Regions from separate parts of the Mus musculus genome. Here all the other regions are linked to region 2. A link is a loop called in an ENCODE intact Hi-C map of the cell type or tissue named here. Cell type or tissue: left cerebral cortex. All regions are shown on one strand.

The links. A loop is a pair of places that touch in the nucleus more often than their neighbours do. Peaks named below come from ENCODE experiments on the same cell type or tissue, not always from the same donor. Only the 100,000 strongest peaks of a DNase experiment are listed, where the experiment ranks them.
Region 1: a loop joins it to region 2, with 8 times the contacts of the local background. A loop is called at or near these places in 36 of 42 quality-filtered maps.
Region 3: a loop joins it to region 2, with 8 times the contacts of the local background. A loop is called at or near these places in 22 of 42 quality-filtered maps.
Region 4: it touches region 2 in a loop (2.5-fold over the local background); 10 of 42 quality-filtered maps call a loop at or near these places.
Region 5: a loop joins it to region 2, with 2.1 times the contacts of the local background. A loop is called at or near these places in 13 of 42 quality-filtered maps.

Annotation. Positions count from the first base shown.
Region 1 is chrX:13,654,034-13,659,033 of GRCm38, forward strand. All of the region lies in intron 5 of Cask (calcium/calmodulin-dependent serine protein kinase (MAGUK family)), which reads right to left. It also overlaps a transcript of Gpr82 not described here. Among named protein-coding and RNA genes, the nearest start is that of Gpr82, 4.8 kb to the right of the region's middle. In left cerebral cortex, CTCF peaks have their summits at 1,282 and 2,917 (motif pointing left); DNase peaks (open chromatin) are centred at 1,085, 1,677, 2,011 and 2,908; H3K27ac peaks cover 2,583 bases.
Region 2 is chrX:13,227,004-13,232,003 of GRCm38, forward strand. No RefSeq gene overlaps it. Among named protein-coding and RNA genes, the nearest start is that of 2010308F09Rik, 18 kb to the right of the region's middle. In left cerebral cortex, CTCF peaks have their summits at 2,971 (motif pointing right) and 3,869; DNase peaks (open chromatin) are centred at 3,003, 3,296 and 3,838; H3K4me3 peaks cover 1,236 bases; H3K27ac peaks cover 912 bases.
Region 3 is chrX:13,277,667-13,282,666 of GRCm38, forward strand. It overlaps Ddx3x (DEAD box helicase 3, X-linked), which reads left to right and starts at 3,356. Exons shown (of 17, transcript NM_010028.3): 1 at 3,356-3,491. The coding sequence starts at 3,447. In left cerebral cortex, no CTCF peak of the experiment used is centred here; DNase peaks (open chromatin) are centred at 2,533, 2,938, 3,253, 3,756 and 2 more places; H3K4me3 peaks cover 2,820 bases; H3K27ac peaks cover 2,507 bases.
Region 4 is chrX:13,511,318-13,516,317 of GRCm38, forward strand. No RefSeq gene overlaps it. Among named protein-coding and RNA genes, the nearest start is that of Nyx, 53 kb to the left of the region's middle. In left cerebral cortex, a CTCF peak has its summit at 2,024; DNase peaks (open chromatin) are centred at 2,065, 2,323 and 2,812; H3K27ac peaks cover 737 bases.
Region 5 is chrX:13,342,440-13,347,439 of GRCm38, forward strand. It overlaps Gm34661 (a long non-coding RNA gene), which reads right to left. Exons shown (of 3, transcript XR_386903.3): 1 at 4,946-5,000; 2 at 1,381-1,531; 3 at 1,107-1,234. Among named protein-coding and RNA genes, the nearest start is that of Gm34661, 2.8 kb to the right of the region's middle. In left cerebral cortex, no CTCF peak of the experiment used is centred here; DNase peaks (open chromatin) are centred at 2,550, 2,821, 3,267, 3,821 and 2 more places; H3K4me3 peaks cover 1,551 bases; H3K27ac peaks cover 1,482 bases.

The DNA of each region.
Region 1 (5,000 bases), 430 kb after region 2:
TTTGGCCAATGGATATGGAGTACAATATGTGACTTATTGATATGACCATGGGAAGAAGCCTGGTGAGGCCAAATGCAACTTAGAGCTTAATAACACTTCAGTAAAGAATGAACAGAGAGCTAGCAAAATAGACAGGCTAAAAGACTGCCTGAGTTCAAATATTTGCTCCATCATTTATAAGTTGCCTCGGACACGTTCTTTCTCTTACAGAGAAAAACATGAGTAATTGCTGGACCTCACTCAGAGTTGTTAAGAGGGCTGAATGATCCTGAGGTACCCAGCAATCAGAAAATATTTGGTAAGTTATCCAAATAGCCAAATACCAGGGGAAAGGCAGAAATACACAGCTGGAAGCTGAGGGTAAACATGAGATCTAGAGAGGTATACAATGAAAGTGACTGTGGGCCAACTCTAGAAGAAACTCACAAAGCGAACTGAATCCTAGCTTCTGGAGATGTAGCAGATAGATTCTGCTTTATGCTAGCCAGGCCATACTCTAAGGCTCAGCAAGCAAAGACTGTGAGGGTATCTGGGCAGATGCCAAAAGATACATTAATATGTATCTGAGCCTTGACTTTTCTGTATAATCTGGATCGCTGAACTAGTCTTCATATTGCAATGGAAAATAGCAACAAGGTCACTTCCCTAGAGTTCTGCCCTCTGCTGTGTTATTTTTGCTTTTGTTCTTTTGGAGGCAGGAACTCTTTACATAGCCCAGGCTGGTGTTCAACATGCTATTCTAGTGACGGAGTCTTCCAAGTTCAGGGATTCTAAGTGAATACCATCATGGCCAGTCTACCCTATTTTCAAATATTGGCCAACTGCAAGTTTCTAGATCAAAGTTCTTCATGCCTTCTGCTAATCCTGCTGGCATAGACTTTACAAAGAGTCATTTAATAGCAGTTCCTTTCTCTGTTTCCTTCCTGCCTCTTACTGCTGTCCTCCAAATGAGATGTTCTTAGCACCCCGGACACTCCCTCCTGCTGTTTTTCTTTCCTGTACTCAGTAGCACCTTTCTCTTCCCCAGTTCAGTTTTGTCTCTGTGTCCCTACTTTCTCTTTTAAGACCCTTTTCTCATAACTGCATGCGCTCTTCTTTTCCACACCCCCTCTCCATCTGTCAGAAGCAGAAATGCTCATCTGTATGGGGAAATTCAGTCTGTACTCAGAAGAAAAACACCGTTTCCTCTATATTTTTAAGCGAAGACATTGAGCTGGCTGCAAAGGGAACTGACAGGTTTGCATGCATGCTTATATTCACTTCCCCTTTGTGGCCAGCAAGGCTTGAAAAACACAGGACACATGGGGTCAGATCTTGTGGGTAAAGATTACATGGTTCCAAGTATGTGTGGCAACTAGGAAGAGAAGATAGTCAAGTAGCAAGTGAGTCTCCTGATCCAATGATTGGATATTTATGACCCTCATAATAGTGAAACCTTGAGTGATGGGTACAGCCTAGAGGCGTGGGGGCTGCTCCCTTAACCTTCTGAAAGGACCATTTTTCTACATCCTTTCAGGCTGTGGTACTATAGATGTTAGTGACAATACCTAGCTCTAAGGAGCAAATAAACTTCTAGAGCTAGCAGGATTAGGCTTTTCTTCTAGCTTTCTTGCCAAGCTAGATTGCTGTTCTAGAAGCACAGAAAGAGATATTCATAGATGAAAATTACAAAGGGCCAGCTTTGTGATACATTTGGTATGAGAAGGAACCAAAGCAGTTCCACACTTCCAGCACTTGGACATGTGAGGTCTCTTTGCAAAGCATAATTCTCTTTCCTTTGAGGAATGTTGCTGAGGAAACAGTGGACTCTAAGCTACACATACCTTATTAATCCCTAGGGAGAGAGCCATTTTACTGCACTAAAGGGAAAAAAATATAAAAGCCTAGTCAGGTCATCAAAAGTGAAAGCATATTCAAAGAAATGTGGTAGATGAAAATGAAAACAGTATGTTCTTGCCAGCTCTTTTGTTTGTGAGGAGGGATGAGGGAGTTGTGTACTCATGTGAGAGATCCATGCAGGATGGAAGGTGGTGACTGAAGCTTTAGTGACAAAGCACACGTTCTCGGGGATAAAACCCTGGATGTGCCCCTGATGTAGAGAGCTAAGCTGCGAGGCACTTCGAGGAGGAAGTATCGGCATAGTTGGCCTGCTACTGGAAGAAGGGAGGACAGTGGAGGAGAAAGGGCATCGCTTCTAGTACTTTCTTCAGAGGATAAAATGTACTATAAAATACATTTGTTAACTATTTTCATTATAAGCCCTTTAGCATTACTTGACTTTTCAAACTGTATCCATTAGCTGCTATAATTTTATTTTAGAAGTTAAATCCCACAAGGTGACCACAAAATTGTCCCATGCTAAAATGTTAGACTGTTTTTTTTTTCTTTTTCCTTTTTCTCATTTCAGTGGGTGTAGGATCTCACTATGTGGCTTGGGTTGTCCTAGAAGCCAGGCTAGCTTCACATAGATCCATCTGTCTCCCGAGTGCAGGGAATAAAGGTGTGCCCCACCACACTCAGCTTGCCAGACTTTCTTTTAACCTCCAGGATAATTAGAGTCATGAATATTTCACAAACGTGACTCATGATAATCATTAAAACAAAATAAGACAAAGCCAAGCCTTAAATGATTTATCCTATTCATGGCTGATGAGTGGCACTGGGCTTTCATCTTGAGAGAATTTGTTGTTTTAAAATTATTTTCACTTTATCACTTTTAAAGTGGTTTTCATGCACTAGAAAAAGTAAATTTATAGATTTCTTAGAGCTTAAAAGGACAAAACCCTCAATATTAAAAAAAAAAATTTCCCCTAGCCTGTACTGCAGTCATTTCCAGCTGGAAACTAAGCAAATTATTTAAAAAAAAAAAAAAAAAAAAAGAACTGTGTTGCGGTGATATACTGCCCTCTGCTGGCCAGAGCTCTAAAGAAGCAAGCACTTTACAGAGCTGTTCCATGTTAAAATGTAACAAAGCTTTTCTTTCCAATTGTTTTCTACTAGGTATTTCAGGTTGGTTTTTCCTAAAATAAAGGCAACAAGAAAATATTAGAAACAGCCAGGTATGTATACTTGTCTAGAGTGACTGATTTCAACTCTAAATTATTTCCACATATCAAAAGGTTGCATCAAGATGCAAGTGCCAATGGATGAGACTCCTAATTTAATAGGAATTATCAGTGACTGCTAAAATCCACTGTGTAAAAGGGTAACATTAAATTTAGGATCTCAAAATATAAGCTTCAGATTACATAAAAAGTTGACATAAGTAAAAGCTATTTTTGGTCAAAGGAGATATGAGATACTTGGTCACCTTATCAGAAGCATCAACGCCCAAACAGCTTTTTGTACGGGTACCTTGTCTTTTTGTTGTTACTTATCTTATTTACTTAGTTTTTGTTTGTTTTAGTTTTCTTTTCTTTTTTTGAGAGAGACAGAAAGAGACAAAGTTGAGAGGGAGGGGAAGGAGGGAGAGAGAATGTGAATTTGGGTAGGGAGGATTTGGAGGATGGGAAAGGATATGATACAAATATATTATATGAAATGCCTTTTAAAATAAAATAAAAAATAACAGATTCTATGAGTGCTATCTTATCTAATGTGAGTCAGGATAAACAACCTTTAACACTTGGGATCAATTCAAGCCCTAGTTGTGTTACAACACATGATATGCTTGTCCTGTTGAAGAAATAAAAGCATTTATCTCCGATATATCTTAAACCTTCTATGTATGTATGTATGTATATATGTACATAAATATAAAATATAGTTAAGTGGTTGTCATTTATTATCAAATTTTGGTATTTTTTGAGACAGGGTTTTTTTGTGTAGCAGAACAGGCTGGCCTCAAACTCACAGAGATCTCCTTGGGATTAAAGGGGTGTGCCACCATCACCCAAACTCTCTCCTCTCCTCTCCTCTCCTCTCCTCTCCTCTCCTCTCCTCTCCTCTCCTCTCCTCTCCTCTCCTCTCCTCTCTCTCTCCCTTTCCCCCTCCCTCTCTCTCTCCCTCCCTCCCTCCCTCGCTTGCTTGCTTTCTGAGACAAGGTCTCATTATATAGACTTGTTTGACCTGAAACTGTGTAGACCAGGCTGGCCTCAAAGTCAGAGAGATCCATCTGTTCTGCCTCCAGAGTGTTGGGATTAAAGACCTGTGCTGCCATGCCTGGCTGTTATCAATTGTTCTAGCAGTTCACATAAACTGCAGTACTTCAATTTTGGGGGTTCTCAATATGAGCAATTGAATTCAAACACTAACAGGTACAGGAAAGAACACCTCGTGCCCAATTCTCTTTCCCTGGCCATTGATATAACCTCCTCCTTGAGTAAAGACAAAAAGGGACACAAACACAGTCTTAATCTTAAAACAATTTTATCGAGAAATTAAAAAGAAGTGGCTAGAAATAAGATGACCTTGTTCTTGGAAAGAAACATGGAGAATTCTGGGCACTGATACATGATCGTAATCTCTTTGCATTCCCAGTTGCTGTGTTGTGATATGGGCATGTGTTTACTTGTGGTAATTCGTGATAGGTCACATTTCTCCCAGACTCTTGTCAAATGCCTTATTTTCTAAAATGCCTGCTTTTAAGGAAAGAAAATAAGTTTCTTTGTACACTTCAAAGGTAGCACAGGCACGGCAGGCAGTAACACAAGAATTGCTGGCTCATTTACATCTTTACCTTTGGCTTTCAAAGTACCCACAGGGAAGAATGGTTGGTTCTGAAACATGATATGAGCATGCAACTGCACACACATGAACACACGTACACATCCATAAAAAGAGGGGAAAAGCCCCCTGATAGTCCTAAAAACCACTGACTTCTCATTCAGGCCCCCAGGGACCTAAAAGCACAGTGTAAGCCTGGTGTGTCTGCCTTCATTTTGCATCTATCTCTTTTAATCTGGCTCATTAGCTTTGTCTACTTCTTTCAATATGAATCACTCAAGGAGTGTCTATCAAATTATCACTTATTCCATTGTCCTTTGAGGCCAAGGACACAG
Region 2 (5,000 bases):
GCGTCTGAAGACAACTAGAGTGTACTTATGTATAATAATAAAGAAATCTTAAAAAAAAAAATATTCCAAGAGAAAGATCCTTTCTGATGTCTTAACTTGACATCGGCACAGGTGTTCACTGGTGCCACCCCTTGGGCTGACCAGACATTTGCCCATGTGTCCCCAGGACAAGTCACATAACAGCCCCTGACTTAGGATGTTTGGAAATTTGCATTTGGAGAAGGTTCCTGCCATTTCTAGGACACTTTTTAAAAAAAAGATCAAATATCTGCTTTCTTGCAGAGGGCTGTGCTGTTGGGTAGACTGCCTGTACTTCCAGCCCCCAGTGACGATCTGGACACTGAGTAATGAGCTCTGGCAGACAATGTGGCTCATGTATCATCACAATTTATTACTGGGAAAATTAAGCACGCCCTGCTTTGAGACTTATTAAAAAATTTAAAAGGCCAAATTTTCCAGCCTTGCATTCCATCTTTAGTGAAAGGCAGGTGTTGTCACCTGCTTCATTCATTGGTTACAAAGGAGGACTGGAGATAGGGCTCAGTGGTAGAGCACTTGCCTATCATGCACCAAGTCCAGGGTTCAATTCCCAGTGCTGCCAATAAATAAATAATTGTCGGACTTTCCTGCATGTTCAGCTCTGATTGCTATATGGTCTTCCTGCCATGGCAACAGGAAGCCCTTCCTGCCAGCTAAACAAATGACCCCAAATTCAGGAGCAAATCCACCTGACAAATGCCAACGACTTTGATGGGACTTCTGCAGAAATCCTGAGCCAAGGACTACTGCCACCAATACACCTGGGTGGGTGGGCGGCCAAAGACAACTGCTAATATGCCTGTCCTGACTGCCTCTGCCTCCCAAGTGCTGAGGTTAAAGGCATGTGCAACTATGCCTGGCTTGTTTGTGGTTTTTTCGAATGGGCCTTGTAGTCCAACTTGGCAGGCTGGACTCAAGCTCTCAATTCCCCTGCCTCCACTTGCTTCCTCAAAGACAGTCTGGGAACTCTTTTTTTTTTTTTAAGATTTATTTATTTATTATATGTAAGTACACTGTAGCTGTCCTCAGATACTCCAGAAGAGGGCATCAAATTTCGTTACAGATGGTTGTGAGCCACCATGTGGTTGCTGGGATTTGAACTCGGGACCTTTGGAAGAACAGTCGGCGCTCTTAACCACTGAGCCATCTCGCCAGCCCCAGTCTGGGAACTCTTATGAGAACATTGTTTGTTTGTGGCCCAGTAAAGCCTCATTTAAAGCTGGATGTGTGGTGAACATTATAATTCCAGAACTCAGAAGACTAGAAGGCAGGAGGATTGCCGTTAGTTCAAGGCAGGCCTGGGCTGCATTAATTAACCTAAGACCCTGTCTCCAAAAAAAAAAAAAAAAGTTGACTTTAATCCCAGCACTCGGGAGGCAGAGGCAGGCAAATCTCTGAGTTCAAGGCCCGCCTGGTCTACAGAGTGAGTTCCAAGACAGCCAGGGCTACACACAGAAACCCTGTCTGGAAAACAAAACAAAACAAAACAAAACAAATAAAAAAATAGAAAAGAAAAACAAGAAAAAAACAAAACAAAACAACAACAACAAAACCAAAAAAAAAAAAAAAAAGTTGAGCCAGGCATGTTGTACAGGCCTTTAAGGGACATTATTATGTTTGTTTTTTCCTGGAGCTGAGGGCTGAACCCAGAGCCTTGGGCTTGCTAGGGAAGTACTCTACCACTGAGCTAAATCTCCACTGTTTTCTTAAAAGCAAATTAAACGGAAACAGGCTGAGTATATAGTTTGAGTAGCAGGTTGACTACGTAGTTAAAAAAAAAAAAAGATTTATATAAGTACACTGTAGTTGTCTTTAGACACACCAGAAGAGAGGGTCAGATCTCATTATGGATGGTTGTGAGCCACCATGTGGTTGCTGGGATTTGAACTCAGGACCTTCGGAAGAGCAGCCAGTGCTCTTACTTGTTGAGCCATTTCACTGACTACATAGTTTTAAATGGTCTCAAAGCACTTTTTTGTTTTGTTTTGTTTGTTTTTGTTTTGTTTTGTTTTGTTTTGTTTTACGAGACAGGGTTTCTCTGTGTAGCCCTGGCTGTCCTGGAACTCACTCTGTAGACCAGGCTGGCCTCGAACTCAGAGATCTGCCTGCCTCTGCCTCCTGAGTGCTGGGATTAAAGGCATGTGCCACCATGCCCGGCTCAAAGCACATTATTAACTTGGTTCAATGTCTAGCAAAAGTGCAGTTTCTGAGGACCAGAGGGATTTTCAGAACAAGCTGTTGTCTTCGTGTTTCTATTGCTGTGAAGAAAACATTATGACCAAAAAACAAGTTTGAGAAGAAAGGGTTCATGTGGCTTACGCTTCCAGATCACAGTCCATCATGAAGGAAGTCAGGACAGGGACTCAAGCAGGGCAGGAACCTTGGAGGCAGGAGCTGATGCAGAGGTCATGGAGGGATGCTGCTTACTGGCTTGCTTCCCATGCCTTGTTTAGCTTGCTTTCTTATAAAACCCAGGACCACCATGGGCTGAGCTGTTCCCCCATTATCACTAATTGAGAAAATGCCTCACAGCTGGATCTCGTGAAGGCATTTCCTCAAGGGAGGCTCCTTCCTCTCTGATGACTCTAGCTTGTGTCAAGTTGACACACACACACACACACACACACACACACACACACACACACAAAACCAGCCAGTATAGCTGTTTCCACAAAAGACTGAAAAAAAAAAAAGAAAAGAAAACCCCCACCCAAGTCTAGTTTAGTGGACCAGTGAGCTGATCTGGCTTACTTAGAGGCATATGGGGCAGGGGTTATTTTTGGGAGCAGGGGTGACTCCAAAGCAGCTGTATCACCCAAAACATGAAAACTGCATCTTGAAGCTTCCTTGGCGACTGGCAAGCAGCTTAGCTGGCTGGACAGGGTGCTCCCCCAGAAATTATTACTACCTGTATAACCTGTGGGGCCTTGTGGACCCTTTAATTTTCAGTCCTGTAGGGGGCAGTGTGTGTGTGTGTGTGTGTATGGGGGAAGTTCAGATATCTTGGAATGCCATGGAACTAGGGAAAAGAGTGGATTATAGGTACAGGCATTAATGGACGCTCTCTGCCCATCCTGGTTTGTGCTTCTGTTTGTTTGTTTGAGACAGGATCTCACTTTGTAACACAGGCTGGTCTGCAGCTTACTATGTAAACTAGCTCAAGCTCACAGCAATCCTCCAGCCTCAGCCTCCCAAGTGTTGGGATTCCAGGTGTGCATCGCCCTGCTCAGATTATGGTCTCTTTCTGGAGCAAGGCCTCTGCGTCATAGACAGGCTTCACTTTGTGAAAATTCAGCTATGCATGTACGATGTATATTCCATGGCTCTCACATCTACATTAAAGTTAAAAAAAAAAAAAAACCAACAACACAGAGGGCTAAGGCTGTAGCTCAGCGGTAGAACATCTAGCATGTACAGGGTCCTAAATTCCATTTCCAGCAGCACAGAAAAACCCTCCCCCTTCAAGCCCACAGCAACAAAACAAAGTAGAGCACAATTCACGCAAAGTGACAATATCCATTTTTCAGGTACACAAACGAAGAGTCAGATATAAATCCACCCTCCATAGCCCTGAGCACTGCATCATTTGTTAGCAGGCACTTCCAAGGGCAACTACGGTATTAGGCGGCTTATATTGTGTCCTTTCCTTTCTTTTCAGGTAAACCGTCATGGCGCAAACTGAGCATGCTCAGAGTCATTCCTGTCTATCTCTTTAAATTTTTTCAAACATGCGGTCACAACCTTACACGGAGTATGCCTAAACGTGTATTTCTTAACTGAGCATGCTCAGAAATGGCCTCCGTCATTGAGCATGCTCAGAGGTGTACTCCCCAACTGGGCATGCTCGGAATTGTGCTCCTTGCTCTTGCATATTTATTATAGGCCAGCCCCTACATGAATATGTATAGACTCCTTGAACGTGGTCCTCACGCTTCCTTTGTTCCTGGGGACCTCGCTTTTCAGTAACTCCCCTCCCTCGACTCTCCTTGCCTGCAGCGAGTAACAAACCTTCTCCCATCTTTCAGGCTGAGCTTGTTTGGGCTTTGTTCTTACCACGACGGGATCTGAGTCCATGGCCTCTAGTTACAGGTTAAACCCGTTGAAGATTGAAAATAATTTGGGGGAAAAAAGATTTCATCTCTGCTGAACATGTGGAGAGATTTTATTCCTCCCTGAACAGCTGTCCACGTTTGCACTCACCATGCCTTCTTTGCATATTTTTAGAAAAAGTATAGGGAAGGATAGTCACAAGTTATTAGCAAATACCATGCTATTCTCCTTTATTTAATTGCCTATTTATTTAAAGTCAGGGCTTCATGTGTCCCTGGCTGGCCTTGAACAGCCGAGCCTCCTGTGTCCGGTTCAAAGTGTGGCAGTTACAGAGATGCGCACTCAGACTCAGTTTCTTACACCATTTCCTTTGAAAGGCGCCAGCACCTGTGGACCTTGGATCTTTGTGGACCCGGTGCCTCAGTGCGTCATATGGCTTGCCTGTGACATCTAAGGGATAGGACAGGTCACGAAAGGGTTTACCTATCACGGGGGAGGTCCTGGGTTTAATCCCAGCGCCTCAGAACAATCACCACCAAGTTGGGTTGGGGGTGTAGCTCAGTGGGTAAAGTGCTTGGCACCACGCTAATCCTCAGCCCTCCAAATAAACACCTGTGGGGAGAAAGGATCTCAGTGGACAGGGATTACAGTGAATAAAAGAGAGGGGGGTGGGGGGGGGCACACCTCTAATCTCAGCCCTGGAGAGGTGGAGGGTGCAGGCAGGACAATTAGAATTCAATGTTATTTTCAAAGTAGTGAGTTCAAGGTCAGCCAGGACTCTGTGAGACTGTCTCAAAATAAAGTGAGGACTTTAAGCAGACCATTGCTGCTAATATGTCACATAAGCACAGGAATACTGTTAACTTGAGCTCATCTCTGAACCCAAGCCAAACCAGTTCTACTTGTGATCC
Region 3 (5,000 bases), 51 kb after region 2:
CTTGTTGAAGGAAGTGTGTAACTCTGTGTCCATTTGAGGTTTCAAAAGTCAAGCCCAGGGCTGGAGAGATGGCTCAGTGGTTAAGAGCAGTGACTATTCTTCCAAAGGTCCTGAGTTCAAATCCCAGCAACCACATGGTAGCTCACAATCTTCCATAACAAGATCTGACTCCCTCTTCTGAAGTGTCTGAAGACAGCTACAGTGTATTTAAATATAATAAATAAAGAAATAATAAAAAAAGTCAACCCCAGTTCTTTCCCTGCTGCCTTCAGATCATAACATCATAACGCAGAGCTCTCAGCTTCTCCAGCACCATGCCTGCCTCTGCGCCGCCATGCTGCCTACCATGATGATAATGGATTAAGCCTCTGAAACTTTAAGCCAGCCCCAATTAAATGCATTCTTTTATAAAAGTTGCCGTGGTCATAGTGTTTCTTCACAGCAATAGAACACTAAGAAAGCTACTTACAGTAAAAGATGTAAATTGCTCCTTAATAGACCAGTCATTGGGGGGGGGGGGAGGTTTAGCTGCTCTAAGCCTGCACACTATTCCTTTTCAGAGTGAATACGTTGGAAGACGAATCTTTTTTGTTTTTCCATTTTTTTGTACATTTAAAAAAGATTTTTTAAAATTTATTTATGTGTGTACGTATGTTTATGTCTACAGGTGCCTATGGAGGCCAAAACGGTATCAGATCCCCTGGCGCCAGTTACAGGAGGTTGTAAACAGCCTGAGGTGGGTGCTGGAAATGTAACTTGGGTCCTTTGAAAGAACAGTGCATGGCTTTTAACCACTAAGCCATTTTTCCAACACTGAATTTCCTGTACGTTTGGTATTTCAACAATAACTTATTAACAAAACACCCTAGTCATTTGAATTAAGTATACGAAGCAGGGCTAATTGAAAATAGGAACCTGCTGCATATTTGATGGGGGCAGGGATTCCCCCTGACAGTGCCCTGTGGATATAGTCTACATAAGTAAAACAGCCCAGAAGCAGGTTGTCAGTTAACCTCCCCGTGGCAAGCAATTGGAGTGATGCTCAGAATCTCCAGCTCTTGAACAACAGACTCCTATTTGTCTAGATTTATGTGAAAAGGAATCTAAAACAAAACTAAAAACATATCTCACTACTGTGCTTTGTGAATCCTCAAATCTCATAGCAGAAAGGAACCCATCTTAGTTTCTTTGGATTTGCTGCGACAAAACACCATGGTCAAAGCAACGTATAAAATAAAGCATTCAGTTGGGTTTATGCTTTCAGAGGCTTAGAATATATGATGGCAGGACAGCTGAGAGCTCACATCTTGAACCACTAGCAGAAGGTGGGGACACACACACACACACACACAAAGAGGACTGGGATCCAGGAGTCTTTTGAGACTTCAAAACTCACTTCCAGTGACACACCTCCTTCAACAAGGCCATACGTCCTAATTCTCCCTAGACAGTTCTAGCAACTCAGGACCAAGTATTCAAACCTGAATGGGGGAGTGGGAGGGTGTGTGTCTGTGTGCGCGCGCTCGCGCGGGCGCACGCGCCTGCTTGTGCGCAAGCGCGCATGCATACGTGCGCTGGCTCATTCTTCAAACCACCACAGGACGATAGGAATCCTTGGGTCTAATGGTTTTCAAAGGGGCACTATGGAAATATGTGCATCTGAGGGTGCTAATACTGCTGAGGACTACTGGTATGTGGTCAACAGAGCCAGGCGTGCTAGATCAATTCCATATATGAGAGAATTGGTCCACTGGATACCCATGTAGACACAAAACCACATCATCATCTAGGTTGGCTTCAAATGTAGCTGCCATCATTAACTGAAAAGCAACATTCAATTGTTACACAAAATGAATAGTAAAAACAACAGGGGTTTGAAGTCTAGTGGTCTCTTTTATAGAGGAGGAAAATTGAGAACAAAAGCCGAAAAGCAACTTGCCTAGGGATTGTTTTATTGTTTCCGTATCTCTTTAAAAGTTCAGTTTCAATTTTACAAACTGGAAAAGTAGAAGAGTTTGTACAGTAAACTATGTGATGAGAAGTAATTGTTTGAATTCTGGCAGCAGAAGGCCCCTGGTGGGGGGGTTGGGTTTGGGGTTGAGGTGGGGGGGGTGCTGAGTCCTGTGTTTTATTTGTGAAACTGAGGGTCAGAAAGGAGTATCTTTTAGGTAACTTGTGTGCTGCCATTGCCTAAAAGCTGAGGGCTCAATATATTCTTTTGGTTTTGTTGTTTAAGGGTATGTGTTTTTGAAGCTGAGTCTTGGGGGGTGGTCCGCCTAGAAGCGGGGTCCACCAGAATCGGCCCGTTTGATGACAGACCCCTTTTTCCTCCATATTCTGTCTAGTGGAGAGAGAGGCCTGAGGCAAGTTATCTCGGTCAGGGAGACACAGGTTGTGTCCAGTCACACATTCTCGCCTCCCTGGGGTCCCTTACTGTGCCAACAGCCACAGGCTGGTGCCAGGAATGCCACGCGGAAGGACACAGGGGCCTACAATAAGTGACTCTTTCACAAACGAGAGAGGCTCCGGGTCCCGGGAGGGTCCTGGATTGCCGGCTCTAGATTCGCGTGAGATAGTTTTATTGTTCCTTCAGAGTGGGGCTGTGGGAGTGATGCTATCTATAGGCAACGGCGATCTGAAGCCTACAGCAACCCGCACATCCCCTACAGTCCCTGCTCAGATGGACTCGGGTCACCATGCAGCCTTCCACCTTTCTGCTTCTCATTTCTAGTTCCCTTCCCCCTTTCTCCTCCCCGCCCTCCCGCAGTTTTCCCGTCCCTCCCTCCCATTCCCAGCACTAGTCAAGCGAGTTTCCCTTCTTCACAAGATGGCCACCTTGCTGGACACCCACGGTCACGTGATCCCACTGCCCTCCACGCAGAGCCAGGGCTCATTAGTTAGGCCAGACAAAGCCCACTGCATCATCTCCACGCCCGGGGACGGAGAGGAAGGGACGAGTGCTAGAAAGAAGGACGAAAACTGGGTACACAGGGGAGGAGCAGCCAATCAACCTAGTTTAAAGCTTAGGGCCTTAAGGCTAGAGGACGGTCAGCAATCATTTCTCGCGAGATCTCGAGAAAACAGTAAGATTAGGGGACCGGTGGAGACCAGGGGATAGCAAACCCAGGAGAACCAGAACCACATATACCCAAGGCTTCTTTATGAGCCGACGAGGACGCGGGTAACTGGACTGATTAGGAAATCTCACGGGACTCAGCCGAGCAACGCACCGTAAGCAGGCAGAGCTCCTAACGGCAGTGGCCGGCCGCCCGGGAGAGGAGGGCACACGTCTTACGTGCTGACGTAGCAGTCCTCCGAGTCGGTATATAAGGTCGGTGGCCGCGCGGTGCGCTTCAAAGCCGCAGTTCTCCCGTGAGAGGGCCTTTGCGGTAGAGGCAGCCTTTGCTCAGCAGCGGAAGACTCCGATTTCTCGGTACTCTTCAGGGATGAGTCATGTGGCAGTGGAAAATGCGCTCGGGCTGGACCAGCAGGTGAGCCTGAGCCGCGGGGGTCGCTGCATCACTTTGCCCCCTGCCCTAGCCTGCCTTGTGGCGCAGCTCTTTAAGTTCTGCTTTTTGCCTTCCCGTCTCCCTGGACGGCTCGGGCCGGCGGGTGGCCAGTGGCTAGGGGCTCTGGAGGGACTGGATGCTTGCGGGGGGAGTGCTAGAGCCGGTGATTCCTCCGGCTCGGCTCGGTGCGCGGTATTGTCCCTGGCCCGAGCACAATGGCGGCTTTTGTGTCTGTGCGCAGGCGAGCGGAGGGGGAGGGGGCGCGCGCATTCGGGCGCACGCGCGTCCCCTGGTTGATTAGTGACCCGCAGGTGGGGATCGGGGCGGTCGGGGGGGGGAGATTGCCCCGCGTGGCGTGGCGGGGCCCGGGTGGATGGTTTTGGCCCCGGATTTCCGGGGCTTTGGGCTTCCATGGCCCCAGTGGCTGTGGTTTGGAAATTAGGGAGCTGGCGGCGGCGCGCGGGCTGGCCGAGTGGCCCCGCGGCGCTGGAATGTGGGAGGGGGCGCCGCGGGAGGGGGGCTGGCCTCTGCGCGGGCTAATGGCGGCGGCCTCCTTTGTGTGGCGCAGGCCGGCGGTGCTGCGCGGTCGCCCCCCCACCCCCATCCCCATCCCCCCGGGTCTGCCCGCCAGCGGGTTCGCCTGCAAGCCAGCTGGGTTGCTTCGGCCCCGCCGGCCCGGTGCGTCGCGGCAGGGGAGGCCGCGGTTCCCGAGTGGAAAGTTTTGTGACGCAGAAATTTCAGGGCGGATTGGGCGGGGGGAGGAGGGGGAGGGAGGCCAGGGCCGCTGCGTGCGCACTTGCGCCGGGCTTGGCGGTGACGCGAGCCACCCGGCGCGGCCCTTGCTCAGCCTTAGGCTCCAGGAAACGACCGCGCGGCCCGAGCCGGGCACGCCCGCCCTTTACCTGGGCGCAAGGGAGGACCACGCGCCTTGCGAGTGATGGCCCACTCTGGGATCCTCTAGAGGCAAAATGCCCAGAATATGGCAACAGATAACTTGTTGCTGCCATCGAAGTAAAATTGGGAGATTGGTCAGGCCTGGTTTCTGATTACTTAATCGAGACTCCATTTCTAGATTTAGAGGCCAAGGAGATGAGGGTCTGGTGCCTTCTGCCTGACCTATGACCTGCTACAGTAAATCTTCCATGTTGTGACACATTGTAACTTAAGGGACACTGGTAACATTTTCCATTCTAAATGATACTTATACTAAAATGATACTATTGTTGAACTATATTGGAAATTATATTTCCAAGAGCCTTTCATAAGTTGGTAGTGGATTTAACTTCGAAAGCTTAGGAATTCGGAGTGGTTCAAGTTTGTAATGAGTACCAACAGTGCATTTGGCAACTTTGTTGCTTCGATTAATGTCAAATGATTAAAAAAAAAAACCTACGTAGACTAGAGAGATGGCTCATCCGTTAAGAGGACTGGGTTCAATTCCCAGCACCCACGTGGCAGGTCATGCCTGTGTAACTCCAGTTCCAGGAGATC
Region 4 (5,000 bases), 280 kb after region 2:
ATCTGCCTGAGTTGAAGCATTTCCTTGAGTAGGAAGCTGTGAGCTGGGGAAACACTGTCATTCTTGCTAAGGGTGGGACATCCCCTGAAAAGTGGTCCCTTGCTTCTGGTGCTTTTGGCAGAGGTTATGGAATTCAAAGGAGTTGGGTCCTGGCTGGAGGAAGTGGCCTGCTCTGGGGGTGAGGCTTGGGGGTTATATACTGCCCCCCCCCTGCTTTCTGATTGCCAAAGTTGTATGGCTAGCTGTCTTAAACTCTTGCCACACCTTTCTTCCCTTACACTGCCTCTTGCCGTGTATATGGTCAAAGCAATGAGAAAAAGAACTAATATGGTACTAAACACTTCAAGAGCAAACATCATCTCTTCTGCTTTCACCCCAAACCTTTTTCTCCTGTCTTCCCCTTTACAAACAAATACCCACCCCTCTTTGCAATGAAGACAAGTAATTGAGAAGATCTGAAGGTGGAAGTGCCATCAAGGGTGACTAAACTGTTGGGATAAGAAGCTACAACCTATATTCACAATGGATGCCTAGCAACATAGGGCTATAGAAATTTGCTACAAGTGTGCATGCAACTTTTTTGTTTTGTTTTGTTTTGTTTTGTTTTTTCCCCGAGACAAGGTTTCTCTGTATAGCCCTGGCTGTCCTGGAACTCAGTCTGTACACCAGGCTGGCCTCGAACTCAGAAATCCACCTGCCTCTGCCTCCCAAGTGCTGGGATTAAAGGCGTGCACCACCACTGCCCGGCTAACTTTTTTGTTTTCTAAGTATTCATTTACCTATCTTCTTTTGTGTATGCACGAGTATATGTGTGTATATGTTCATATGTGTACACACTTGTGGCACTACATGTACTTGTGCATCGAGGCCAGAAGTCAATGTCCTCACTTTACTTATTTATTTATTTATTTATTTATTTATTTATTTATTTATTTATTAAGACAAAGTCTTCTACTGAACCTGGAGCTTGCCAAGTAGCTGAGCTGGTGAGCAAGTGAGTGCTCACTCCCAGAATTTATCCGTTTCTGCCTCCTCCTTATGTGAATTTCCAGTAGAATGTCATCATGCCTGGCCTCGTATGTGAGGTGCTGTGGATCTGAATTCAGGTCACCTTGCTCATGTGCCAAGTGCTTTACCCGCTGAGCTCAAAAAAGTTCCCAGGGCCCCTTGCAACTTTTGGGTAAAATTTTGAGTATTTTATGTATTTATTTCTCTAATTTTGGCATTATAGTACAATTGCATCATGCCTCCCTTCCCTTCCTCCCTCCAAACTCTCCCATATACCCTTTCCTCCTGTCTTTCAAATCCATGGCCTCTTTTTGTATTAGTTGTTTATATATATTATTATATTGTTATACATATTATATATACAAAGTTGACTACTTGGTATTAGATAAGTGATTGGTGTGCCCTTCCCTGGAGAAGACTATTTTTTCACTCTGAACATTCTTCAGTTGCCTGTAGTTCTTTGTGTGGGATTGAAGCGTCATGGACTTTTCTTCATCCAATTTGGCATGGTTATTGGTATTATCCTTGTTCAGCTCATAATTGGGCAGTCATGTTGGTGAGACTTTATGTGTGTAGCTTCTGAAATTATTAAGAGACAGAATCTCACCAGAAACTCTCTGATCCTCTGGTTCTTACAATCTTTCTGTCTCTTCTTCCACAACGTTCCCTGAGCCTTAGGTGCACAAGTTGTTTTGAAGATATATCAGTTGGGACTGGGCTCCAGTCATTTTGCTTGGTTGTGGTTTTTAGGGAATGCTCTCTGTCCTTTGTAAAGAGAAGTTTCAAATTTATTAGGTGTCTAATATGCACAAAGCCCTGGGTTCTATCCTCAGCATTATAGGGAAAAAGTTTTAGGGGAGCTTAAAGAACCGAGGGTAGACCAGATGTTCCATAGTGAAGGAAAACAAACCAAACAGCTCCAAGTGTTTTGTTGGATCCCTCCAGTGAAGCCCCAAGGCCACTGCAGTCAGGTGGAGTCAGAGCCTGTCACCTCTGTCTGACAGCTGCAAGCCTCTACTGCCACCTTGAGCATAAAGCTCACGGGCTTCTTTATTCTGAGTTCAGGTGCCCCACAGGGGCAGAAGCTATGGGTCACAGACCCTGTCTGTTGTTTACTGCCAGGGAAGTAAAGAACAGATCTCATGGCTTCCACTTTGGAAAGATTTGTTTACAGGGTTGGAAGGTGTTGAAAAGATTCCAGGTCTGTTCTAGGGCTTCTCTTTCCAGCTGGGTTCCCAACCCCACCCCCTGCTGCTGAGGACTGAAACGGGGGCCTTAAGTCTGGTTTTGGTTCTTTTTTGTTTTTGACAAATCCATTTGAATTCTCTTTTTCCTTTTGGCACAGGATCTAGTGTAGCCCAACCTGGCCCTGAGTTCTCTATGCCTTGGACTATTGATTTTCCTTTCTCAGCCTGGGGTGCGTGGTGGTGCCTGGCTTCTATTTTAATTCTTAAGATCCTAAATTCAAAGTTGAGTTAATTAACCCTTTCCTCTATGATCTGTGCTTTTGTATTGTTTGACCTCAGCTTGGAAGTTATAACCTCTTAATTTTGCTTTCATGATTACGTAATGAGTCTGTTTTTTAAAAAAGAGTCTACGAATAAGAGTCTGTTTTTAAAAAAAATATCTTTTTTTCCTCAGCTCCATCTCTCTACAGGAAATACCATGCTGGGAATGAAAATAGTCCACCCTAAGATCCAGGGTGCCAGGAAAATGAGTATCTCCCTGTCTGGGAACCTGCGCCCACAGCTAAATCTAAATATTCATATTTTCTGTTTTTTTTCTTCATCTTTTCTATAAATTGTAACATTGCTATACGGGCAAAGCAGAGGCAGATGGAGGAATTCTGTCTCCCCAGTTTTGGCTAAATTAATTTTACACACACACACACACACACACACACAGAGAGAGAGACAGACACAGCTCCGTTAAATCAGGCTAGTGTTTGAATTCTGAACCAGGCATTATGTCTTAGAATTCTGGGAAATACTTGCTCTTAACTAGCATCTTTGACATACAAAAATTATTAAATTCCTGACCTTGACAATGTAAAGCATAAGCCGAGTTAATGCTATCTCCTTCCCCACTTCTGTGTTAGCATTATAAAGTATTTAATTGTATATAGAGTGAAAAGTCAAACAAGATACAATTGATATTAGTATGTAAATGTATTCATTTACTTTTCTACTTTCTCTTCACAGTTCTAGTTAGTTTTAAAATATTTCGAGGACAACTTTCAGGAGTCAGCTCTTTCCTTTTACTATGGGAGTTCTAGGGATTGAACTCATGTCGCTAGGCTTGAGGGCAAGCCCTTTACTTGCTGAGCCATCGTGCTAGTACCTCAGACCAACCAAATTATCTGAAGAAACTATTTGAAGCCTAGGGTGATGTGACTTCTCTTCACCGAGGAATGAAATTCTCTTCTGTGAAAGCACCTTAAGCATGGGCTCATCTGAACCAAATGTCAGGGCTGGAGCAGATGTGAAGAGAACACGGACCTACTTCAGCTTCATTTGTATCCAACAACAACCTTTTTGTGGAAGAGGCAAGTGCCCCTGGAGGAGAACTCTTCCAAGTTTCCTCCCTGCCCTTGGCATCATCCTGGCCCCAGTTCAATCAATCCTTCCCTCCATTGTTCATTTCTCTTTGTGTTTGTGCATGCATGAGTGCATTTATTCATGTGTGATGTGCACCTGCATGTGTGAGTTCCTATGTAGGTATGTGTTCTTGAGCATGTGGAGGACGGAGCTTGACGTGTCCTCTCTGATTGCTTTTCTCATGTTTTAAAAAGATGGTCCGTTAGTGAATCTGGAGCTCATCAATTGTGCTAGACTGGCTGGCCAGTGTGCTCTGGGGATCCTTCTGTCCCCACCATCACCACAGTTCTGGGATTACAGGCCTGTGTCGTGCTGCTGTCTCTGGCTCATTTACTTGGGTGCTAGGGACCTGGGCTGAGGTCCTCAGGCTTATGTAGACTATGAAACAGCTCTTCTTTAGCTGCTAAGGATATTTGTCTTATGCTTTGACTAGATCCTTTTCAGATTAGGACTCAGCGTTAGATTTTGTCAAATGATTATTGAGGGTAGCTGCAAAAGTGATCACAGCTGTTGAGTTTGACTTTTTCTAACTGAGATACATGCTATATAAAAGGAAGCATACAGACCCTAGGTATTAGGTTCAGATGTGTCGCCATCATCACGTCTGTTAGCACCACCCTAAAAGAGAGTGAACATTTGTATTATTCAAGCTCATTCTAGGGCAAATTCTGTGAAAACTGTTAATTTGTGGTGAGCCTGCCTTGTGTGGTCTCTGCTTCCCCACCTCCAGCCTCAGTTTATTCCCCCACAATCACAAGCCACTTGTGAGGTCTCAGCAGGCTGTTTTTCTCCATTTTCTTTCAATAGCTCATCAGAATTGAGTTGGCCCCTCTGGGGGTGTATGGCTTTGAGGAGGGGCCACAAGCTTCAGTCATGGTGCCCTCTTCACTAGTCTTCCCAGCTTATATAGCCAGTCTAGCCTCTCCCTGCTGCCACATGCAATTAAGATGCTTGCATAAATAGGTGGTAGAGTGGCTGATACTTAGGTGAGGGGTTGTGACATCCTCCACTCCCTCATGAGTGGGTGCAAATAGTCAACAAGCCCAGCTAATGCAATTCTTTTCCAAGAGGGAACAGCTGAACTCCTCAAGATGGTGGCTGCTTGGCTTGGAGGAGAGTCACTCACAACAGTGTAGTGTGTGTGTGTGTGTGTGTGTATGTGTACACGAGTGGAGGCCAAAGGTCACGCTCAAGCTCCTCAGTAGCTGTTTACTTTCTCTTTTGAGATAGGGTCTCTCACTGAGCCCTGAGGTATTCCAATTCAGCTAGGTTGGGAGGCTAGCCGAGCCCCAGAATTCATGTTTCTGCCTCTCCAGCAGTGGGATTACAAGGCTTTGTCACCATGCCTGGCTTTTTCTATGGGTGCTGGGAATCAGAGCCAGGTTCTCATGCTTG
Region 5 (5,000 bases), 120 kb after region 2:
TGTTCCATCCTATAGATGACTGTGAGCATCCACTTCTGTATTTGCCAGGCACTGGCATAGCCTCACATGAGACAGCTATATCAGGGTCCTTTGAGCAAAATCTTGCTGGCATATGCAATAGTGTCTGGGTTTGGTGGCTGATTATGGGATGGATCCCTGGGTGGGGTAGTCTCTGGATGGTCCATCCTTTCGTCTTAGCTCCAAACTTTGTCTCTGTAACTCCTTCCATGGGTATTTTGTTCCCTATTCTAAGGAGGAATGAAGTATCCACATGTTGATCTTCTTTCTTCTTAATTTTCTTGTGTTTTACAAATTGTATCTTGGGTAATCTAAGTTTCTGGGCTAATATTCACTTATCAGTGAGTGCATATCATGTGTGTTCTTTTGTGATTGGGTTACCTCACTAAGTATGATATCCTCCAGATCCATCCATTTGCCCAAGAATTTCATAAATTCATTGTTTTTAATAGCTGAGTAGTACTCCATTGTGTAAATGTATCACATTTTCTGTATCCATTCCTCTGTTGAGGGACATCAGGCTTCTTTCCAGCTTCTGGATATTATAAATAAGGCTGCTATGAACATAGTGGAGCATGTGTCCTTCTTACCGGTTGGGACATCTTCTGGATATATGCCCAAGAGAGAGGTATTGCTGGATCTTCCGGTAATACTATGTCCAATTTTCTGAGGAATGGCCAGACTGACTTCCAGAGTGGTTGTACAAGCTTGCAATCCCACCAGCAATGGAAGAGTGTTCCTCTTTCTCCACATCCACGCCAGCATCTGCTGTCACCTGAGTTTTTGATCTTAGCCATTCTGACTGGTGTGAGGTGGAATCTCAGGGTTGTTTTGATTTGCATTTCCCTGATGATTAAGGATGCTGAACAATTTTTCACGTGCTTCTCAGCTATTCAGTATTCCTCAGTTGAGAATTCTTTGTTTAGCTCTGTACCCCATTTTTAAAAGGGGTTATTTAAATTTTTGGAGTCCAGCTTTTTGAGCTCTTGTATATTTGGATATTAGTCCCCTATCAGATTTAGGATTGGTAAAAATCCTTTCCCAATCTGTTGGTGGCCTTTTTGTCTTAGTGACAGTGTATTTGGCCTTACAGAAGCTTTGCAATTTTATGAGGTCCATTTGACAATTCTTGATCTTACAGCACAAGCCATTGCTGTTCTGTGAGCTAGGGGTGGGGTTTTCCAACAGATGGGGTACCTGGGTGGCAAAGGCTATTCTGCTGGGAAGGAAGGAGCATAGTTAGGCCTGAGCTTCAGGAAGGTTTGTGATGTTACACTTTTTGAGGTCAATTTTTGAGGCTCCCAATGGAGGCCGGAGGCCTGGATGGCTCCTAAGCAAGCCCAGAGCAAATTCACAACATACCTTGAACTTTACTGGAGTTTTCCCTCTGGTTCAAATTCTTTCCTCAAACAAGCTCCATCTTCAGGGAATGGACTGGGGGTGGGGGGTGACGTGTGGCTGGACCCAGTGAATCCACAGAGGTTATAACAATCCTGATCTGCATAAAGATATTCTAAAAAGCAGAGTCAGAGTTAAAGGTGGTAGCTCAAGCCTTTAATCTTAGCAGCTGGGAGGCAGAGGTGGGAGTTCTGTGAGTTTGAGGTCAGCCTGGTCTACAAAGAGAGTTACAGGCCAGCCAGGTCTATACAGTGAACCCCTGCCTCAAAAGAAACAACACCTGCTTTCTTCCCTTTGCCAATTAGACTGTTGAGACAATGGAGCCCAAGACATGGAAACTTCCCCAGGAGTCTCATGCTGGGTGAAGGAAAAAGCTGGGACTTTGGTGCCAGGTAGAGTGGCAGCTTGTCTTCTGGAGATGCTGGAGTGTGCGCCTGCACACACACACACACACACACACACACACACACACACACTCAGGTGGGCGACTCTAATTAAATGCAGTGGCCTGAAACAAACAAACAAAAGTCATGAAAATAGGAGGCGGAGTTCTGGAAAAGAAATGGGTTTAGTGGAGGAAGTGGGAGGTGTGTTTGTGTGAGATATCAAAGTGCATCATATATGTATATGGAATTGGGAATAAAAGACTCTAACCCTCAAGTTAGGACCCTGAAAATGGGCTTGGGAGTTGTTACTGGATCACTGTTCTTAGCAATGTGGTCCCACTAACTAAATCCTTTTGTGTGTTTCACTACTACTTGTTGGTTAAGTTGGCTTATAGAGGACAGGTGCTGAACCTGGCTAGCTCAGGGCTGTAAAGAGCTCAGGCTCTCTCTCAATCTAAAAGTAACGAGAAGCTGAAGTCTTTTTTCACAGTTCCTCAGAACACAGGCAATTTTAGCCCCCCTCAGGAAGTTCTTTGGTTTCTTCCTGCTGAGAACAAAGCTCCCCTCTCCCCACTGGCTCTGGAATTTCTTTGTTCTGGGAAGCCGAGGGGCTGGCTGGAGCTTTCCTGGAGCAGAGCCCCTCCAGCCACTCTCACTGGCTTCTGAGAGAGGGAAGTGGAGAAGCCCGGTGATTCATCTGGCTCTGGGGAAAGCAAAGGGCAGAGGTGAACCTTATTTATTCACAACTGAGAGAGCTGCCCGAGAGACACTCAAGAAAAAGACAGAAAGGCCGAGCAAAATTTAGCAAGGATTTGGGTGGAAGCCCATGAGGAAGCCATTAAGCCATTAGCTTAAAAAAAAAAAAAAAAAGCTTCAATTCCAGAACCACAGATGAAGAAACACCATCTGCCCACCTACCACAATTCCAGGAAGCTAGGGAGGGAGGCCTTTGACCCAGGAGCCTGTAGTGGCTGTCCGGCGGGAACAGTGAATCTGCTGTTCTTCACAGAAAAAAACCAAATGCATACTCCGGTGCGTGAAGTTAGTGCTCACCCTTCTGCTGTTTGTCTGACAAGGAGGCAGGCACACTAGGCAGCTTTACTCAATCTGGTGATGAGCCCAGGGACAAAGAAAAGACCACAGTGGCATTCTGATTTATTCCCAAAGGAACGGGGTTGGGGGGTGGGGGGCAGGGCACAGAAATAAACTGCAGTTTTACAGGTCAAAGACAGTGGAGCTCAAAACAGTGAAGTTTCATTCTGTTTAAAACCAAAATCCAAAAAACTCGGGGCCAGCTGAATCTAGCCGGTAAAAGTGCTCTCCAGATGCTAAGCTTAGGGAACTGAGTTCCATCTTAGGACCCGTCCACATGGTGGAGGGAAAGAACCATCTCCCTGCCATTTATTTTTTGACCTCCACAGGCATGAACACGCGCGCACGTATACGCGTGCGCAGGACACCGAATCAATGAATAAATACAATAAAAATTAAAATAGAACACACTGAAAACGAAAATTGGGGTGTAGCTTAGTAGTGGAGAGCTTGACATCATACCCACCAAAAATATTCGGATGTGGGGCTCAAAGTGATACAGAGACAGGCTGCTGCGAGTAAGGGATGTATTTATTAGAAGAGTTATTAACGCCACGGACAGAAAACAGGAACGGCAAGGATTTGGAGGAGAAGAATCAGGGGCCTATGTGGCAGAAGTGGACCTGTGTGCCTCTTAGGTGGAGAGGCAGGCCAGGCTCTCATTCCCAGGGAGAAGGCAGTGAGGGGGCGGGCGCGCGGGGGGGGGGGCGTAACAGCATGTATAGCCACCAACCGGGCCTTTGATGTAAGCTCACTTGCCCAGGTTAGAAACGCTGGCACCTGGAAGTCTGTGAGCTAGAGGTTTGCAGACACTATCTCAGTGGAGTGCTTGTCTGTGATTGCATGGGGGAGGGCTGCTGCAGGCAATGTGAGCAGCTGCTCAATTCCACTATTCCGTTCTTACACCCAAGACCCTCGGTCCAGTCCCCATCACATCACCGCTATAAAACAAATCCCTCGTCGCAGAAGTGTCTGTAGCATTTTATCTAGGTTCCGCCCGACAGTTACCCGACAATAGCCAGGTGTGCCAGACTCACTATAAAAGGGGATGCTTGTCCCCCTTCTCTCTCTCTCCCTCCCTCTCTCTCACCCCCTCCCTCTCGCCTTCTTGCTCTTACTCCATACCCCCGTCCACGTGCTCATGGCCGACCTCTACTCTACTCCTCTACTCTCTCTGCCCTTCTCTGTCTCTACTACCCTCTCAACTCGCCTCCCCATGCCCTGAATATACTCTATTCTATACTATACTGTCGTTAGTGTGGCTGGTCCCTTAGGGGGAAGGGATGCCTCAGCATGGGCCCGCAGAGGCACCCCCTCCCCCCATACCTGACTGCACATTCACCAGACATATTCCTTTTCTCTTTATTTGTATAAAACACAACAAGGAGAATTACTGATAGTTATCACTGCAGCAGGATGAGACCTTGTCTTGAACAAGACAATGTTACACAAAACAAAACAAAGAAGTAAGACCAACGGAACAAAGAGATGCCCCTCCCCCCCAACTCTGGCTACCGGTGCCTGTGCTTGTTTAACAACTTCCAATCACACCGAAGGCTTAATGTTAGTTTGCAACCAGGATGCCGGGCTTCAACCTAAATTCTAACTCTCAACACAAATCCCCGAGGCATAGTAAAGTAATCACCCTTAATAGAAAGCTACTGGGGGAGAGAGGAGGAGGGGAGAAGGCAATGGGAGAAGGAAAGAGAGATAGGGAGGGGGGAGGGGAAGAGATGGGAGGGGGAACGAGAGAGAGCAAGCGCGCAAGAGCGCCAAGCAGTGACTGCGCAGAGCCACGCCCCAATCTGAATGGTTCCCAGCTCAGATAAGAAACCCCCACAGCTGAAGTCCCATACAGCCCCCTTGGAGAAACGGCCACTTCCTGTTTACTTTACTGCCTTCCAGCTGGGGGCGGGGGGAGCAGTGATGGAAGCCATTGCTTGTAGCTGTAGGGAAGAATCAAAACTGCTGGATCAGGGCTGCAATTGCAGCATTGCATCTCATTACTCTGCCCGCCCCCGGATAAGGCAGAGCTAATACCATAATAATACCAAGGAGGTGCGGGGCCTCGCGGCAGGTGCTGTCATCTAGCTTTGAGTAACCACG